Regions from separate parts of the Homo sapiens genome. Here all the other regions are linked to region 1. The links are chromatin contacts, found by Hi-C or POLR2A ChIA-PET in ENCODE. All regions are on one chromosome and are shown on one strand. The core of a region is the stretch at or near the end of the contact, and the rest is flanking DNA. Distances in the headings are between cores, read along the strand shown.

Evidence for each region. A loop is a pair of places that touch in the nucleus more often than their neighbours do. ChIA-PET counts read pairs that join two places held with the same protein, here RNA polymerase II (POLR2A). Pooled maps may share reads with other maps.
Region 2: a loop to region 1 is called in a map of heart left ventricle, with 2.3 times the contacts of the local background. The contact joins the enhancer-like site here to the promoter of PAFAH1B1 in region 1. A Hi-C loop is called at or near these places in 1 of 168 maps with a recorded cell type or tissue (heart left ventricle) and 8 of 50 pooled maps. POLR2A ChIA-PET finds 5 or more read pairs at or near these places in 15 of 52 experiments (A549, HCT116, HEK293 and 11 more).
Region 3: a loop to region 1 is called in a map of PC-3, with 2.7 times the contacts of the local background. The contact joins the enhancer-like site here to the promoter of PAFAH1B1 in region 1. A Hi-C loop is called at or near these places in 22 of 168 maps with a recorded cell type or tissue (CD8-positive, alpha-beta T cell, IMR-90, PC-3 and 13 more), 1 of 37 single-sample maps with no recorded cell type and 10 of 50 pooled maps. POLR2A ChIA-PET finds 5 or more read pairs at or near these places in 20 of 52 experiments (A549, AG04449, AG04450 and 17 more).

Annotation. Positions count from the first base shown.
Region 1 is chr17:2,590,076-2,594,923 of GRCh38, forward strand. It overlaps PAFAH1B1 (platelet activating factor acetylhydrolase 1b regulatory subunit 1), which reads left to right and starts at 3,579. Exons shown (of 11, transcript NM_000430.4): 1 at 3,579-3,931. RefSeq lists an enhancer at 2,785-3,513 and silencers at 3,348-3,567, 3,618-3,847, 4,258-4,317, 4,378-4,427.
Region 2 is chr17:2,542,378-2,547,153 of GRCh38, forward strand. No RefSeq gene overlaps it. Among named protein-coding and RNA genes, the nearest start is that of METTL16, 33 kb to the left of the region's middle. Within about 2 kb of position 3,279, at least 5 of the 41 ENCODE cell types and tissues checked have a DNase peak (open chromatin) inside an H3K27ac peak, as active enhancers do; they include OCI-LY7, where a contact is called at or near this core.
Region 3 is chr17:2,649,336-2,653,819 of GRCh38, forward strand. All of the region lies in intron 2 of PAFAH1B1 (platelet activating factor acetylhydrolase 1b regulatory subunit 1), which reads left to right. Among named protein-coding and RNA genes, the nearest start is that of MIR6776, 41 kb to the right of the region's middle. Within about 2 kb of position 1,581, at least 4 of the 41 ENCODE cell types and tissues checked have a DNase peak (open chromatin) inside an H3K27ac peak, as active enhancers do; they include PC-3, PC-9 and mammary epithelial cell, where a contact is called at or near this core.

The DNA of each region.
Region 1 (4,848 bases), core at 2,329-4,828:
ATCCTAGCAGCTAACTGAAGGGAAGGTGCATAGAACCGTAACACATCACTTCACATCAAGGTAAGCACGTAACCGTTTTCTGTTCAGAAAAATCATAATCCAGGGAGAAAGTTTTATACCTTACCACAAAGGGAGTTTATTGTTTTTTGAAGGACCACTATAGAAATAAAATTTGATATAAATTTAGTGCATAATTACATCATATAGATTTTAAATCTTTCTAAATATGAGTCTGTGAGCTCAAGGTTTATAGGAGTTAGTGCTACCTATTTGTATGAAGTCAGTGTTTATAAAAGTGTTTCTGATCTCTTTCTGGGCAATTTTATTTACTTTTAGAGCATTCGTTTAAAAAATAAGGAACTGATTTACTCAGCTAATTAAATATTAAGTAGCATGATATCAGACCATAATAAATATTTTAAAAGGTAAAAATGAAGGGAGGGTGGATTCTTAGAACAAAGGGATGCTAATTTATTGCATGTTTATTGACTGTTATTGAACCCAAGCAATAGCACAGACCAAAGCTCTATGCCTCATTTTATTGTCCTTATCTGAAAATCCCAGAAATGTAAAACTGGACAAGACTTTCTAAGACAATTTGATTCATCTCTGGCAAATCTTCATGAGGCAAAAACCCAAGGCCTTCATGCAATTGGCTCATGTTGCCTTTGAACACTTAGGGGATAGAGACAATCTTTCTTTTTTACTCATTTTACTTATTTAATTTAACTTTATTTTGAGACAGGGTCTTGCTCTGTCACCCAGGCTGGAGTGCAGTGGTGTGATCTCGGTTCACTGCAGCCTCCACCTCCTGGGCTCAAACGATCCTCCCATCTCAGCCTCCCAATGGGTGGAACCACAGGCCCAAACCACCACATCTGGCTAATTTCTCTATTTTTCCGTAGAGACGGGGTTTCCCTGTCTTGCCCAAGCTGCTCTCCAACTCCTGGGCTCAAGAGATTCTCCCACCTTGGCACCCCAAAGTGCTGGGATTACAGCCTTGAACGACTGATCCCAGCCTATTTTTAGAGATGGGGGTCCAGTCTGCCCAGGATACAGTGCAGTAGCATGACCATGATTCACTGCAGCCTGGACCTCCTGGGCTCAAGCGATCCGCCTGCCTCTGCCTCCTGGGTAGCTAGGACTCCAGGCATGCGCCACCACACCCAGCTAATTAAAAGTTTTTGTTTTTGTTTGTTTTTTTGAGACAGACTCTGGCTTTGTTACCTAGGCTGGAGTGCAGTGGCATGATCTTGACTCACTGCAACCTCCGCCTCCCGGCTTCAAGCGATTCTCATGCCTCAGTCCCGAAAGTAGCTGGGATTACAGGCACACACCACCATGCCCGGCTAATTTTTGTGTTTTTAGTAGAGATGGCATTTCGCCATGTTGACCAGGCCGGTCTCGAAATCCTGACCTCAAGTGATCCACCTGTCTGAGCCTCCCAAAGTGTTGGGATTGCAGGCGTGAGTCCCCGCGCCCGGCTGTTTTTCTTTTCTTTTTTTGTTTTTAGAGATGAGATCTTGCTTTGTTGCCCTGGCTGGTCTGGATCTCCAGGGCTTGAGCAATCCTCCCATCTCATCCTCCCCAGTAGCTGGGACTACAGGCATGTGCCACCACACTTAGCTAATTTTTAAAATTTTTTTGTAGAGATGAGGTTTCACTATGTTGCACCTGCTGGTCTCCAACTCCTTGGCTCAGGTGATCCACGGCCCCCCTCCCAACCTCCCCATCCCTGCCTTGGCCTCCCAAATTGCTGGGATTACAGGGGTTAGCAACCTGTGCCTGGCAGAGATAACCTTTCTTGAACAAAGGAAACTTGTTTTGGTATCAAGCAACAGTAATGTTTACATGAGTTACCTATAAGTCCCCACGAAACTAAGATACTTTACACAGGCTGCACCTCCTCTGTAATTCTCACAAAAGCCGGGTTAGTTATTAGGTGTCTTTTATTGAGAAACTGAGGCCAAAGAGAGGTATGGTAATTTGCCCCAGGTCGCGCTTCTGGCAAGTGCGGGGTCCAGGATTTACACCTAAGTTGTCTCTTTCGTTAACTCTGCTGCTTCTCAAATGCAGTATATATATATATATTTACCTACATAAAGTGACGCAATAAAATCAGTACACATAAGCTTAAGCCTGTTTCAAGAAAAAAGCTTCCTTGGACAATACAAATGAATGATAAGATAATCTCATTTAAACCTGTTATTAAAATAATAGCCCATATTGAATTATTCAGAACCCCAAATCTCGCTTTTTAAAAATCAAGGGTCGGCTGAGCACGGTGGCTCACGCCTGTAATCCCAGCACTTTGGGAGGCAGAGGCGGGCGGATCACGAGGTCAAGGGATCGAGACCATCCGGGCCAACATGATGAAACCCCGTCTCTACTAAAAATACCAAAAAAATTAGCCGGGCGTGGTGGTGGGCGCCTGTGGTCCCAGCTACTCGGGAGGCTGAGGCAGGAGAATGGCGTGAACCCGGGAGGCGGAGCCTGCAGTGAGTGGAGATTGCACCACTGCACTCCAGCCTGGGCGACAGAGCGAGACTCCATCTCAAAAACAAAAACAAAAACAAAAAACAAAAATTAGCTGGGCGTGGTGGCAAGTGCCTGTACTCCCAGCTACTCGGGAGGCTGATGCAGAGAATCGCTTGAACTCGGGAGGCGGAGGTTGCAGTGAGCCGAGATCGCGCCACTGCACTCCAGCCTGGGCGACACAGCGAGACTCCGTCTCAAAAAAAAAAAAAAAAAAAAAAGGAAAAGAAAAGAAAAATCATAGGTATCTGTGTGGAATAAATTAACTACAAATCCCCAAGACGACTCTTGTCATCAATATTTCAATCCATAATTTAGCAAACACACACAGACATCCCTTATAGGGATACAGTTCCAGGCCTTTCTTTGGGCATCCGTTTCGAGACCTGGAGAGACTCTGATGTCTGTGTGTGACTAAGGAGAAGAATAGCTGAATCATATCCAAAAGCGAGTCCTCCCAATTAAGAATCTATAATACAAATCAAGACAATGACAGCATTCCATCTGCCTTTTAACCTCAACAGCTCCTCCTCCCAAGCCAGCCAGCCTACTCCCCTCCCTCATTCCCCCCCAAACTGGGAAATCATCTCGGAGGCCGGAGGCAGAAAGGGGCGGTAGGTGGCCGGGCCCCGCTGCCTCTCGCGCCTCCCGGGGCCCGCCACACACGGTGCCAACGGGACGCCGCGGTCGGCCGCATGAGCGCAAAAGCAGGGCAGCGAGGTGAGCAGAGCCAGAGTTCAGAAGGGGCCGCAAGTCAGACGAGGGGCTGGGAAAAAAGAGCCTCTCCCAAGGTTAACAGAAGCGTGCGGAGCGTGAGAAGCAGCACCTCGCACGCAGACTCGCCCGCCGGCCGGGTGGCACCGCTCAGCCGCCCGCCCGCTAGAAGGCAGCGCGGCCCCGGCCCGGCCCAGCCCGGCGCATGCGCCGCAGCCCCTCCTCCGCTCCCGGCGCCCGCCCCTCCCTCTTCCTGGCGGGTCTGGGGCGGCGGCGGCGGCGGCGGCGGCGGCGCGGTGACGTCAGGGCGTTGGGGCAGCTCCTGTGACAGACGGAGCTGGAGCGGCGGGGCGGCGGCGGAGTCCGGCGGCCGGGAGAGCGAGTGAGCGAGCGGAGGAGCAGCGACACGGGAGTCTAGGGAGCGAGAAGGAGAAGGAGGGGAGCGCTCGGGCGCGAGCGAGAGAAACCGCGAGCGCCGAGCTTGGACTCGAGCCCCGGAACGGCTGAGGAGCCCGCCCGCTCCCCTCCCCTCCCCCTCCCCGGGCCCGGGCCCAGCGCGCCATCCTCCCCCCTCCTTCCCTCCCTCCCTCCTTCCTCCCTCCCCTCTCCCTCCCCCTCCCCCGCCGGTGGATGGGAGTGAAGGACGGAAGAGGCCCTGCGGAGGCGGCGGTGCAGCGCTCCGGTAAGGCGGCGCGGGTCTGCGCCCTCCCCTCTGTCTCCTCCACCGCGCCCGGGCGGCTGCAGGCCGGACCCGGCGGCCTGACGATGTGGCTGCGCCGGTCCCCTCCCTCCCATTCTCCCCTCCCCCTGCCTCCGCCGCCGCCTCCTCCTTCTTCTTCTCTCCTCGCTCTCAAAATGGCGGCCGCGACGGCCGTTGAGTGAGAGACCCGGAGGAGGGGGACTGTCCGGGGAGGGCGCTGCCCTCGCTCCTCTCCTCCCGGGCCCGGCTTTGGGGGCTGCCGGCGCCTCTGCGACCCCCGCCCCGCGGCCCTCCCCAAGAAGGGATCGCCCTCCTCCCTCGGTGACTTAGCAAGAAAAGTATTCTTGGGTTGGAAGGGCGTGGGGACCAGGTAGCTCTCTGATCTTGGGGAAAAGGATCGGCCCTGCTCTCCCCGGCCGCGGAGACGAGCACCGCAGTCCCCACCCCACCCTCAGTTATCGGCTCGGGGACCGGCTCAGCCCCGCGCCGCCGGGGCACTCATAGGGCCTTCCAGGCATTCCGTCCCCGACTGGTCCTTAAGATGGGGTTGACCAGCGGAGGGTGGCCCACCGTCTCCCTGGCCCCCGGTGCGGCGGTCCAGCCTCAGCACCCGCCGAGGAGAGGCAGCCCGGCCCACCGAGCAATCCGCAGCATCCACCCACCGAATCTGGCAGGATTTTCTTTCTGCCACCGGCTCCTCGGTCGGGAGTTGCCTTTTGATGCTGTTAACATTCAGCTTCGAGGCTCCCTGCCATTCCCCTTCGTCTAATCTCATCTCCCTGCCCCTTTGGGAAACGCAGTGCCTCTGCATATTTACCCTCTTTAGCCTCCCACATGAGAAAATGCCTTTGAGGTGGTCGACACATTTTGACTCTGCACCTCTAAACGTAGCAGTAGAG
Region 2 (4,776 bases), core at 2,029-4,528, 48 kb before region 1:
TTAAAAACCAAGATGTTGTTGACTTTTTTTATCTGGTTCTATCCTAGGAGGGATGGTGGCCTTGGATTAAAAGGGATTTTGAGAAAGGGAAAGAAGAAACTCGTTATCATCTTAAATTATTATCCTGCCTCATAAATAATGCAGCAAAATTATCTGGGCACATGTCACCAGTGACCTTTGGCAGACAGGGTGGAGCAGAGAGCTGTGTATGAGCCAAGACCTGATGTCATTGAGGAAGGTAAAGTGAGGCTGGGGAGGCTGATGGTAAAGACAGCAGCATAGGCAGGTGGTTCCCCCTGTGAAAAAGGAGAAGGGTGCAGACTGTGGGTGTCTGAACAACGGTGGTTTGTGCCGTCCGCAGAGCTGCAAGTCATCACCCGCCCCTCCTCCCTCAGTAAGAAAGTTGGAGCACAGACTCAGACAATTAAGGGCGCCCTTTCCAATCCACCCGGACACAGTGATGATTGTCCAAAGCAATTGGCTTGCTCAGACAGCCAGAAAAAAATCTAGTCTATCGGCATAAACTGTTTGTTTTTTTTGTTTTGTTTTGTTTTTTGAGATGGAGTTTCACCCTTGTTGCCCAGGCTGGAGTGCAGTGGCGCCATCTTGGCTCACTACAACCTCTGCCTCCTGGGTTCAAGTGATTCTCCTGCCTCAGCCTCCCCAAGTAGGTGGGATTACAGTCGTGAGCCACCACGCCCGGCTAATTTTGTACTTTTTTTTAGTAGAGACGGGGTCTCACCATGTTGGTCAGGCTGGTCTCGAACTACTGACCTCAAGCAATCCACCTGCCTTAGCCTCCCAAAGTGCTGGGATTACAGGTTTGAGCCACCACGCCTGTATGAACTCTTTATGTGTATATAATCATATACAAAGTGATTACAATTTGCAGTGAGCCTCAGCATAAACTCTTTTTGTGCATGTAATCCGGATATTTTCTTTAAAATTTTTCCCATGAGTAGAATTGCTGAGCCAAAGGATAAAACTTATGCAATTATGATGTTAAAAAAGAAAGGTCGGTGGTTCACGCCTATAATCCCAGCACTTTGGGAGGCTGAGGCAGGCGGATCACGAGGTCAGGAGATAGAGACCATCCTGGCTAACATGGTGAAACCCCGTCTCTACTAAAAATACAAAAAAAAAAAAAAATTAGCCGGGCGTGGTGGCGGGCGCCTGTAGTCCCAGCTCTTCCGGAGGCTGAGGAGGAGCTCTGTCCCCTAGGGGCTGAAGTGCAGTGGTGCCATCATAGCTTACTGCAACCTGGAACTCCTGAGCACAGGTGATCCTCCCACCTGAGCCTCCTGAGTAACTGGGGCTATAGGCAGAGGCCGCCAAGCTGAGCTAATTTTTAAACTTTTTGTAAATACAGGATCTCAAGATGTGGGCCAGGCTTGTCTCAAACTGCTGACCTCAAGTGATTCTCCCACTTCAGCCTCCCAAAATGCTGGGATTACAGGCAGGAGCCACAGCGCCCAGCCAGCCATGGTCTTAATACAAAAAGTACCAAAGCTGTTAACTTAAAGGGGGATGAGGCATGAGTCATGGTGGTGGAAAATAAATTGGTACAATCTTTCTGTAGGAAAAGTGGTCAGTATGTCAATATGCATAAAAAAAATTTAACCTAGCACCTCTACTTTTAGGAATTCATCTGAAGGCAATAATTGGACAGATGTGCAAAGATATATATATATGCCAGGAAGTTTAAAGAAGCATGTTTATAATAGTTGAAAATAGACATGATTTAAATATCTAGCAACAGAAGATTGTTAAAAATAGTACTTCCGGCCAGGCACAGTGGCTCACACCTGTAATCCCAGCACTTTGGGAGGCCAAGGCAGGCAGATCACCTGAGGTTGAGAGTTTGAGACCAGCCTGACCAACATGGAGAAACCTCGTGTCTACTAAAATTACAAAATAAGCCAGGCATGGTGGTGCATACCTGTAATCCCAGCTACTCAGGAGGCTGAAGAAAGAGATTCGCTTGAACCCGGGAGGCAGAGGTTGCTGTGAGCCGAGATCGTGCCATTGCACTCCAGCCCGGGCAATAAGAGCAAAACTCCTACTATATATACATATATGTGTATACACACACACACACATATACATATATATGTATAGTACATTCACATAATCAAATATCTTACAGTCATTAAAAATTATGACAAGGCCGGGCGTGGTGGCTCACAGCTGTAATCCCAGCACTTTGGGAGGCTGAGGCGGGCAGATCATGAGGTCAGGAGTTCGAGACCAGCCTGGCCAATATGGTGAAACCCCGTCTCTACTAAAAATACAAAAATTAGCTGGGAGTGGTGGTATGTGCCTGTTGTCCTAGCTACTCAGGAGGCTGAGGCAGGAAAATCACTTGAACCCAGCAGACGGAGGTTGCGGTGAGCTGAGATCTTGCCACTGCACTCCAGTCTGGGCGACAGAGCAAGACTCTGTCTAAAAACAAAACAAAACAAAACAAAACAAAAAACCACTTTGAAGAAATAAAAAGATAAAAAGCAAAACAAATAACAAATTGTATGTACTTATTGTGTACAACATGATGTGACATTCTGTACATTTTAATCTTTTTTTGTTTATTTATTTATTTTGAGACGAAGCTCTATCGCCCAGACTGAGTGCAGTGGCACGATCTCATCTCACTGCAACCTCCACCTTCTGGGTTCAAGAGATTCTCCTGCCTCAGCCTCCAGAGTAGCTGGGATTACAGGTGCATGTCACCGTGTCTGGCTAATTTTTTTGTATTTTTAGAAGAGATGGGGGTTTCATCATGTTGGCCAGGCTGGTCTTGAATTCTCCACCTCAGGTGATCCGCCCACCTCGGCCTCCCAAAGTGCTGGGATGACAGGCGTGAGCCACCGCGCCCAACCACATTTTAATCTATTTTTCACTTAAGGATCTTCCTGGGCCAAACTAGATTTCTTGGAAGCCATGCTTTGTTTCATTTCGTAAGTTCAAGCCTTTTTCTTCCTTTTGGGTAACTCCAGAATTCCTCACTCTCCTCCCCCACTCATTGCCTCTGCTTCTTCCCACATGCCCCTCTTCTCTTCCCATCAGGCTTCCCTAGTCAACATTCTTTTCAGAAGTGAGGCTTGCCCTCGTGACACCTCTCTTAAGTGGCTCAGCCTGGAAAATCCTCTAGGAGAGTTGCCCTTGACGACAGACAGACTCAGAGGTCACAGGCCCTGTGGGCTGTGGGGCCTGGTGTGGATGAGGGTGTCAGCCAAAGTGGCACTTCTGGGGCAACTAACAATAGATTACACAAAGTCCACTGCCAAGTAGTCGCTTGGGCTGGGCCGGTAAAAGGCCCTGATCAGCCGCTGGGAAAGGCTGGTCTTCAACCCTTGGACTCTAACCGCGGCAGGACTCAGCAGAATTCAAGGTCCTGATCATGAGAATGGCTTTGGGTCTCACATGTGCCAGTTCCTGCCCTGAAGCCTTAAGTTTGAGAGCAAGAAGGAAACAAATGGACAGGAAGACTCCCATGAATACAGGAAGCGCCCAAAGATCTCAGGAGCAAGCCCCTTCTTTAACTGAGAGCATTCACTTTCCCTTCTGATTTACTCCCCCAGAAAAACATTAGAGCTGACACCTTCTTGGTGACTTTGGATCATGAGCTCAAACACGATCTCAGAGCTTTGCCATTAGAGATCATCTGTCCTGGCCGGCGCGGTGGCTTACGCCTATAATCCCAGGACTTTGAGAGGCCAAGGCGGGTGGATTACTTGAGGCGAGGAGTTTGAGACCAGCCTGGCCAACTTGGTGAAACCCCATCTCGAACTAAAAATACAAAAATTAGGCCGGGCGCAGTGGCTCACATCTGTAATCCCAGCACTTTGGGAGTCTGAGGCAGGCAGATCACAAGGTCAGGAGTTTGAGACCAGCCTGGCCAACACGGTGAAACCTCGTCTCTACTAAAAATACAAAAATTAACTGGGCGTGGTCGTGGGCGCCTGTAATCCCAGCTACTTGGGAGGCTGAGGCAGGAGAATCATTTGAACCTGGAGGTGTAGGTTGCACTTAGCCGAAATCATGCCATTGCACTCCAGCCTGGGCAACAGGGCGAGACTCCGTCTCAAAAATAAAATAAAATAGGCTGGGCATGGTGGCTCACTTCTGTAATCCCAGCACTTTGGGAGGCTGAGGCAGGCGGATCACGAGATCAGGAGATCAAGACCATCCTGGCTAACACGGTGAAACCTGTCTCTACTAAAAATACAAAAACAAAATTAGCTGGGCGTGGTGGCGGGCGCCTGTAGTCCCAGCTACTCGGGAGGCTGAGGCGGGAGAAGGGCATGAACCCGGGAGGTGGAGCTTGCAATGAGCCGAGATAGCGCCACTGCACTCCAGCCTGGGCGACAGAGCGAGACTCCGTCTCAGAAAAAAAAAAAAAAAAAAAAATTAGCCACATGCAGCGGTGTACACGTGTGGTCGCAGGTATTCAGGAGGCTGAGGCAGGAGGATGACTTGAGCCCAGGAGTTCAAGGGTACGGTGAGCTATGGTCACACCACTGCACTCCACCCTGGGTGACAGAATGAGACACTGTCTCCAAAAAATAAAAATAAAATCAGGACTGTCTTCTTTGTAGACAGTTTGAAATTCTGAAAGAGACCGGGCGCAGTAGCTCACGCCTGTAATCCCAGCACTTTCGAAGGCCAAGGCGGGCGGATCACCTGAGGTCTGGAGTTCAAGACAGCCTGGCTAACATGGTGAAACCCCGTTTCTACTAAAAATACAAAAAATTAGCCAGGCATGGTGGCGCACACCTA
Region 3 (4,484 bases), core at 331-2,830, 57 kb after region 1:
GCCGAGGCGGGTGAATCACCTAAGATAAGGAGTTCAAGACCAGCCTGGCCAATATGACGAAACCCCATCTCTACTAAAAATACAAAAATCTAGCCAGCCGTGGTGGTGCGCGCCTGTAGTCCCACATACTTGGGAGGCTGAGGCAGGAGGATCGCTTGAACCTGGGAGGCGGGGAGGTTGCAGTGAGCGGATGTCGTGCCACTGCACTCCAGCCTGGGCAACAGTAAGACTCCGTCTCAAAATAAATAAATAATAAACTGTTCTTGTTGTTGGATAATATAGTAGAAAAGATTTTCCTTGTTTCTGGATGAAAAAGTCAGTATTGGACAGATATCACAACTCTTAAAATAATAAAATTAAATGCAATCCCAATCAAAATTCAAACTAAATTTCTCATTAACTTGACCAGCTTGATCTTAAAAATCATTTGGAAGAGAAAAATAAATAAAATATTTTAAATGATAAATGGGAAAGCACCTGAATCTATCAGATATACAAATATTATTGTAAAATGTGGAATAGACAAATAGGTTAGGGGAACAAAGTTCAAAGACATGCCCATTTATGAAATTTAGCATGGGATAAGGTGGTATTAAAAGCCTTAATGTTGAACACATACAGAATAACAGTATAAAGTGGTAGAGAAAATATACCCTTTGGGTAGAGGTGGACTTCCTCAAGGTATAAAATGTAGAAACAAAAGGAAGACTGGTAAGTTTGACTGTATCAAAATAGAAAACTTCTGTGTGAAGAAAGGCCTCAAAACAGGCCAGGCACTGTGGCTTAGGCCTGGAATCCCTGCGCTTTGGGAGGCCAAGGAGTTTGAGATCGGCCTGGGCAACGTAGGTGCAAGATTTTATCTTTACAAAAAATTGATTTAAAAAATAGTCTGGCAGCCAGGTGCAGTGGCTCACGCCTGTAATCCCAACACTTTGGGAGGCCGAGGCGGGTGGATCACTTGAGGTCAGGAGTTCAAGACCAGCTTGGACAACATGGCAAAACCCCATCTCTACTGAAAATACGAACATTAGCCAGACGTGGCGGTGTGCACCTGTAATCCCAGCTACTCAGGAGGCTGAGACAGGAGAATCACTTGAACCCGGGAGCTGGAGGTTGCAGTGAGCCGAGACTGCACCACTGCACTCCAGCCTGGGTGACAGAGCAAGACTCCATCTAAAAAAAAAAAAAAAATACAGGGATGTCGGCGCAGTCTTGGGACCTACCTGGGAGGCCTCAGTGGGAGGATCCTGGGAGGTCTTGCGCCACTGCACTCCAGCCTGGGTGACAGAGCAAGACTCTGTCTCAAAAAAAAAAAAAAAAAAAAAGGAAGTTAATTGAAAAAATCAAATTTTATGTGGGTATATAAAAGTAATCCCACAATTTATAGAAATATTTTCTTTAAAATTATTGTGAGTTCTAACCATTTTTTTGTGTGTGTATAATGCCATTCTCTTCCTCTGTGAAGTGCCTGTTCGGGGTGTTGCTACGTTTTTGTTTTGTTGTGTTTTCTGTTGTAGTGTTTACATTTTTCTTGTCGATTCCTAAGAGGACTTTAGGGTACTGAGTCACCCATGGTCATGTGTTGCAGAGAAGTGTCACAGAGTGAAAACTGTCTTTTCCTTGATACTACCTTTAGATTCATATTTGGGAAGACCTTCGCTAATCATGACTACATAAGTATTCACTTTTACTTTCTTAAGACCTTTTTGTTTTCATTTCTTTTTATAGTAATGTCTAAGCCATCTGGAATTTATGTTTGTTGATTATGCAAGAAAGGGATCGAAGTGCTTTTTCTGAGTCATTATCCACATGCCGAAACATTTATTGAATAGCCCTTTCCTTATTGATCTGAAAACACCTTCTTATAAAACCTTGCATTGGTTTTTGGACTTGCTGTGCTTTCAGGAGTCAGAAGAACATTCTTTTGATTATTGTAGCTTTACATTAATAATACATTTTGGCCGGGTGCGGTGGCTCACGTATGTAATCCTAGCATTTTGGGAGACTGAGGCAGGCGGAACACCTGAGGTCAGGGGTTCAAGACCAGACTGGCCAACATGGCAAAACCCCGTCTCTACAAAAAAAAAAAAAAAAAAAAATTAGCTGGGCATGGTGGTGCCTGCCTGAAATCCCAGCTACTTTGGGAGGCTGAGGCAGGAGAACCTCTTGAGCCTGGGAGGTAGAGGCTGCAGTGAGCCGAGCTTGCACCACTGCACTCCAACTTGGGTAACAGAGTGAGACTCCATCTCAAAAAAAAAAAAAAGAAAAATACATTTCAATATGAGGTAATAAATTCTCCTAAATTTTTTGTTTTGTAAACCTCCTTGCTTCTCTTAAATTATTTTCCCAAAAAGCCTTAAGTGTTTTCCGTAGTAATTTTGATTTGGGAATGGAGTGAGTGACTTGGTAGAGGGTGCCATATGCCTTTTTGCCTTTCCCCAGTTTCCCCTACTGTTAACATCTCACATTTATGTGGTGTATTTATTATAATTGATGAGCCAACATTGACACATTATTACTGAAGTCCATAGTTGACATTAGGGTTTACTCTTTTTGTTGTATATTCTGTTGGTTTTGACAAATGCCTAATGTTATATATCCATCAGTCATACAGAATAAATTCACTGCCCTAAAAATCTCAGCCTCCCCCTATTCATCCTTCCCTGCCTCCCTAAACCCCTCATATTTTTACTGTTAACCATAGTTTTGTCTTTTCCAGAAAATTACAATTATATAGCTTGTATCCTTTTCAGATTGGCTGCTTTGACTTAACAATATGTACTTAACATTTCTAGGCCAGACACAGTGGCTCACGCCTGTAATCCCACACTTTGGGAGGCCAAGGCGGGCAAATCACGAGGTCAGGAGATCGAGACCATCCTGGCTAACACGGTGAAACCCCGTCTCTACTAAAAATACAAAAAAAAAAATTGGCCGGGCGTGGTGGCGGGTGCCTGTAGTCCCAGCTACTCGGGAGGCTGAGGCAGGAGAATGGCGTGAACCCGGGAGGCGGAGCTTGCAGTGAGCCAAGATCGCGCCACTGCACTCCAGCCTGGGCGGCAGAGCGAGACTCCGTCTCAAACAAAACAAAACAAAAACCAAAAACATTTCTCCATGTGTTTTCATGACTGTGATATATTTTTAAGCATTTTTGTTGTTGTTTACTTTATTGCTTTAAAAAACTGACTTTTGCAGTTAGTTGAGGTCCTGAGGTTTCTCCTGTGAATCTGTTTGAACATCATATATATTTGGCATTGATTGGAAAGCGGTTTTTCCCTGGCCTGTGTGAAATACACTGAAGGTCTGCACCTGCCCGCGCACTTCACGTTGTACATGGGAATGTACTATAGCTGCACATGTTCATGTAGTGGCGTTAGATGCCAAATAGTTCTAGGGCTTAGTTTAAGATTGGGTACTTTTTGTCAGGAAACAACAGGTGCTGGAGAGGATTTGGAGAAATAGGAACACTTTTGCACTGTTGGTGGGACTGTAAACTAGTTCAACCGTTATGGAAGTCAGTGTGGCGATTCCTCAGGGATCTAGAACTGGAAATATCATTTGACCCAGCCATCCCATTACTGGGTATATATACCCAAAGGATTATAAATCATGCTGCTATAAAGACACATGCACACATATGTTTATTGTGGCACTGTTCACAATAGCAAAGACTTGGAACCAACCCAGATGTCCAACAACGATAGACTGGATTAAGAAAATGTGGTACATATACATCGTGGAATACTATGCAGCCATAAAAAAGGATGAGTTTGTGCCCTTTATAGGGACATGGATGAAGCTGGAAACCATCATTCTCAGCAAACTATTGCAGGGACAAAAAACCAAACACCACATGTTCTCACTCATAGGTGGGAATTGAACAATGAGAACAGCTGGACACAGGAAGGGGAACATCACACACCAGGGCCTGTCGTGAGGTGAGGGGAGAGGGGAGGGATAGCATTAGGAGATATACCTAATGTAAATGACGAGTTAATGGGTGCAGCACACCAACATGGCACATGTATACATATGTAACAAACCTGCACGTTGTGCACATGTACCCTAGAACTTAAAAGTATTAAAAAAAAAAAAGATTTGGGTACTTTTTGCCTGACTTTGTGATCTATAATAAGGCATGAAAGTAATTTTTAGATCTTGTTAGTGACTCAGCTTTCAAACAGGTATTTTCCACTCCTTTTTAAATCTTCTGGCTCAGTTTAATTGAAGAATACTCTGAGACTGCAAGTTGAGCTGTTTAAATCCAGGGACTGTTTGCACTGTTTACCTGTGTGAATTTGAATTTTGTTAATATAGGGCAACAAAAACAAAGTACACGAATGAATTTGGATAGTAAGGTTGAAATAAGACTATAACTATAATCTAAATTTCAGATGGTTATATTTATAAAAACAGCTATATATTTTCATTGATTGTCAAAGTAACTATACATTTTTTATTTTTATTTTTTAAATTTATTATTA